2 separate regions of the Homo sapiens genome follow, and region 1 is linked to region 2. A link is a loop called in an ENCODE intact Hi-C map of the cell type or tissue named here. Cell type or tissue: HepG2. All regions are shown on one strand.

Region 1 (2,500 bases), 66 kb after region 2:
GCCAATTTTAGGCTAATGCCATTTTAGGCACAACCCCGCCCTGTTCCTTTTCTGTCTTTCTTGGGCCTTGGGGTCTTTATAGCTTTTGCATCTCTTTGCCTGCCTCTGAGATCAAGCTTCCTGACACCGTACCTCTGTGTTGCTTGGAGAGGCAGATTAAAATATACAATCTCCAGACGGGAATGATTTAGCAAAATTAAACACAGACAGAGGGCAGAGAAGGCGAGAGGTGTCAAATGTTTCTTCTACCCCACTATCAGTTTGATGTGGTGGCCTTGTTCCTACCTAGTCCCCATTCATGCTGTCCACTACCCAAAGTTAAAATGTCTTAAATGTTAACAGAATACACATGGATAGAGATATGTATAGGCTTCCTTCTCCCTCCTAACTCAATGCATGGAGTTTTAATTGTGGTTTATTTCAACTTAATTTTGCTTTGCCCTTAGGATGAAGAAGATTTATTTCAATAAGTCTCAAGAGGTATTATGCAATATGTAAGTACTTGCAAGAATCTGCTTAGCCACCTCCAAAAAAAATTATTCCTTTTGATAGATCATTTGCTTTCAGAGTGAACTTCCTTCCCTTTTCCAAACACAAACATGATCATATCGGCGAGTTGATACCAAAGTTGCTGAATTTATAATGCACACACTTATTTATTATTAAAGCCAATGTGTAAATAAAATCTCCGCTTGGTTGGAAACAAATTTAATAGGAAACATGTGAAAGAGCTATGCACAGGAAAGCAATATCATGTAATATCTCCTTTTCTTAGTCCCTGCCTGAAACAAGATATGGAATACACAGCTCAATAGTGCTGGGAGGTTTTATTACAAATGGAGAATTTCTCAATTATCCTAGATCTCAGACTCAGCGTGGTTCAACATGACCCATTAAGCCATCATTTAAGTCCAAGGTGATGACTGACATTGGGAGGGGACGGCTGTCACTGAATACAGAAATGGTTATAAAGATGCCCATGAGGACCACCATTTATTTTCTTCTTATTATTGCTCCACTGTTTTCAGATCATTTAAAAATCCATACTGAGCAAAAAGCTACTATTGGTTAGGCTGTACCTAATCTCTAGCATGCCTCCTGAACACGGCCATAGTATGCCCTTATAACTGTTTTAGGCTGTGCCCAACTTTCAAAGTGGTTTTGAGCACAATTTCTGAGCTCTAGTGGGGATGAAAGTCCTCGTACCCTCCTCTTGTTTCTTGCTAGTGCCTTGCATGGCTTTCTGCAAAATACAACTCATGGATTTCTGCAGCACAAAAAAAGATAAGATGTTCGGTATCTTTCATTTTCTGCAAATAGTCTGTATTTACAATACTACTCCAGTGGTTTCTGACTACCGCTTAGGGCAATTTTGCTTAGCCTAGCGGAATGTCCTGGAAACTACTGGCAATGATTTAGCCTCCAAAATTGGAACGCATTTAGTAGAGACAGAAAGCCTATGAACAAATAGTGGGCATGTGCCAGAGTAAATAAGTGTGGTTCATGAGCTGCGGTCAGAAATGTCTCTCTTTCAGTATGCAGGGCAGAGCTGTTGCTAGCATTTGCCATAAAGTCATCACACAAAGCAGTTTTTCCTCTCAGTAAGACAGACTCAATGAAAAAGACCTAGTCTCACAATCTACTATTGGGCCCATAGTCATAGGCCAAAGGATACCTGAGCCGAGGGGTCATTTTCTCCCGTTATCCTTTCTTAACCAGCCTGCCAAGCTTCTATGAAAAAAGAAGAAAACCCATGAGGGAGTAGGAGGAGGCTGGATAGGTTAGAAAAGGAAAGATTCTTTGTAACACTCAAAGCTCCTCCCAGGATCTCATAACAAACCACAGAGTCAGTTTGCTTCCTCTCTTTTCCAAACCCAAACTTTGGCCCTTACTGTCTAGTTCCTTCGAAGCACTTGGTGAGGCTATCATTACTTGGTGAAGTATTAAGAGAACATTAAGATGCTTTGCTGCCACCTTTCTCCACAGAGTTCTGTCATAGGTTTAGAGACTGAAGGAGGCAGACGTATATGGTTTCCACTTTAGGCTATTTGCATTTTCCTTTAGAACTTAACTCCTTGACCACACGTTACGGAAGGATTTAGTTCATTTGGATTGGAATAGCATGATTTCTGGTGCGTGTGCATGCTTGCCCTCTGAGCTTAGAGTCTGGTTTCATGTAGTTTTCTATTCCTGTGTAGATGTGCAGTCTTAGCAACCACTGAAATTCAAGAAGGAATCATTAAAAACAAAACAAAACAAAACTGAAGAAACCATCAATCCATACCTAGTATGGCATTCATTGTGGGGATATTGTCATAGGGGCATGTATAGTTCGCCTTTAAAGAAACACATAGCAAGAGATGTCATTTTCCAAAACCTTCTTATGATTACCATTGTCATCTTACCATAAAATAGTAAAATATGGATAAATGTTTCAGAAACATCTCAGATATGACAACTTTAGGAATAAAAGAAATAAATACCAAATATTATTTCTGTA
Region 2 (2,500 bases):
ATATCTATGTGATGTTTCTCTCCCTTGCCCTCCCTTCCACCTTCTCTTCCTCTCCATTGTTTTTCCTACGTCGAATATAAACGTGCTCCACTCCCCAGCATATTCCCGGACCAGCCGGCCCCACTCTTGACATCGCACTGGGTGACCCCTCTGCCTGCCCCTTCCGGTTTCCACTTGCCTAGCTCTCAGTATAGTGCTCCCAAGACGAATCAAGTCCTTTCTAAGATTAATGTTCTTTTCAGTGGGCGTCTTCATACTCCCCACCCCTTACTTACAACACCTCACCCCCACCTTCAGAGCTCCTCACAAACCCCAGGAAGGCTGGGGCATGCGGTCAGGGCCAGCGCGATTCTTCGGTGCCCAGACCACCTCCTGGGCCATCCTGTAAGAGATCAGATAAATTGGCCTTTGTTTGAGGCTCGGGTTGAGCTAGGCGGATTTCTGCCCCTTTTCCCCCCTTTTTCCTGGCGGCCACCTCCTTGTGGGACAAGGGGCGGCCTGGGGATCCGAGAGAAGCCGCATTCCTGTGGGTGCCAGGCGGCTCCAGTGCTGAGCCACAGGGCCTGAGACACACACACAGAGGAACCCGCAGACCTCGCTGCCCTTGATCTCGCTCGCTCGCTCTCCCTCCCGTCTGGGCACCCACCCGGGAGCCTGTCCACTCACACTCGGATCCACCCAGGGCACGGCCTCAGGCCCGAGAGCGTTGATCCGCACAAAGACACAAACGCACACAACCCCCTCCGGTGACACAGGCCAGGCCAGGATCTCCCCGCCCATGTCAATCTCCTCTCTCCCGCCCCTTATCCCACAATCCCAGACGCGTCGGCTGGCCTCCTCTGGTTCCTTTGATCCCACCGGACGCCCCACGGCTCGCGGCGTCCTGGCCGCGCCGTCCTGGGAGTCACCCACAGCGCGCCAAAGCCAGGCTGCGCTCACCTCCTCCCAGCGCACCCTATAGCTCACTCCAGCCTTGACACCGCTCAGTCTCCTGAGCTCTCCAGCCGGAAGAGCCTGGGATGCCTGCTGGAACACTGCCCCCACATCCTCCTTCTTAGCGCTTCCTTGTATTCTGGGAGAGGGACCTTTAGGCTACCCAACCGCCCCTCCTCTCCGCCCCATCCCTGCAACCCCTTGGATCGCGCGCCTCCCAATGGTCACTGGGATCTTGCCAACCTAGAGCTCTCTAGCCCTCCCGGAGGCACACCCAGAGGGCAGACGCCCTCGGGCACCTCTGGGAAGCTCGCCACGCCGGCGGATCCGCCTGCGGTCACCCAGCTCCTCCACCCTTAAGCACCCCCTCCCACAGTAGCCGGTGGAGGCTCCCGCCGCTCCAGAGCTTGGGGAGGGGGCGCTGCGGCTTGCTCTCGGCCTCGGCTCGCGCTCCCAGGTTGCCCGCGGTCTTTGCACACAGTGCTTGGTTTTTTTCAACCTCAGCCCAGTCGCAGCGAACTCTGGGCCTTAAAAATAGCCCAAATAGCGGTGGCACATGTGGGATTGGTTAAATATTTTCTACGCAGCCCTGTCTCTTCCCCCCCGCGCCAACCCCCAGCGTTTTCTGTTGCATCTGACAGGCTTTAGATTCCTCAGGGCAGAAAGTATACATTGTATCTATTGCGTGTGTGTGTGTGTGTGTGTGTGTGTGTGTGTTTGGGGTGGGGAGCCTTTCCTTTCAATCATCCAAGGCTGCCGGCTGTAATGTAATAACCTGTTTTATAGGTCGGGCTCTAACCGTGAAGATAGGAACTGAGGGAATTTACATGAACCTCTCTTTAAAGCAGATGAGAGTCCTGCTTTGCATCAATTAAATGTTCCTGCTCTTTTGTTCACTTGGACTTCTTATTTACTTCTGATTTATGGGATCCGAAGGAGTCTCTTTGCCAAAAGCACATGTATTATTGAGTCTGTTCCACATCCTAAACCAAGATTTATATAAAACCGTGAAATACCACACATTACGACCTTTCACCACAGGAAGGGAAAAAAATGGCTTTATAACATCATTCTACACACATACCCTCCCTCTCTCCTAGCTTCGGTAAGGATTCTCTGTGGGATCTTCACCATGCAGTCTAGTGTTTTTTTTTTTTTTAAGAAGTGGGTGAGGGTGAAGGGTGGTAAACAGTTCCCAAGCTATGATTTATTTTAAAGGCTTTTTTTTTCTCTCGCTAACCAAGAAGACAGAAACCTGCCAATGGAAGCTTATTGTTATCCAGGACTATTTCTGCCACTTGCCATTTGCAAGGTCAGGGAAGAGGGGCGGAGGAAGAGCAGGATATGGACTCAACTTTCATCTATAAACAGGGGTCACTAAACAGGGGACATTTCATTATTGCCCTTAAATTCACAAGAGCTAGGAAACCTGCTTGCCATCCTGCAGGGTGGCCCTGGTTGGGCAGCTCCCGGGTCTGTGAAGTGGTGGGAGGAGGGAGAGTCGACACACATTGGCCCAGAGGCTAGAAAAGATGCCTAGGAAATTCTCTGTATTCATGGTGGGAAA

The links. A loop is a pair of places that touch in the nucleus more often than their neighbours do. Peaks named below come from ENCODE experiments on the same cell type or tissue, not always from the same donor. Only the 100,000 strongest peaks of a DNase experiment are listed, where the experiment ranks them.
Region 1: a loop joins it to region 2, with 3.0 times the contacts of the local background. A loop is called at or near these places in 2 of 110 quality-filtered maps.

What each region holds. Positions count from the first base shown.
Region 1 is chr7:96,948,914-96,951,413 of GRCh38, reverse strand. All of the region lies in intron 1 of LOC124901703 (a long non-coding RNA gene), which reads right to left. Among named protein-coding and RNA genes, the nearest start is that of DLX6, 55 kb to the left of the region's middle. In HepG2, no CTCF peak of the experiment used is centred here; a DNase peak (open chromatin) is centred at 1,443.
Region 2 is chr7:97,015,375-97,017,874 of GRCh38, reverse strand. No RefSeq gene overlaps it. Among named protein-coding and RNA genes, the nearest start is that of DLX6-AS1, 2.6 kb to the right of the region's middle. In HepG2, a CTCF peak has its summit at 1,145; DNase peaks (open chromatin) are centred at 1,024, 1,114 and 1,524; H3K4me3 peaks cover 2,041 bases.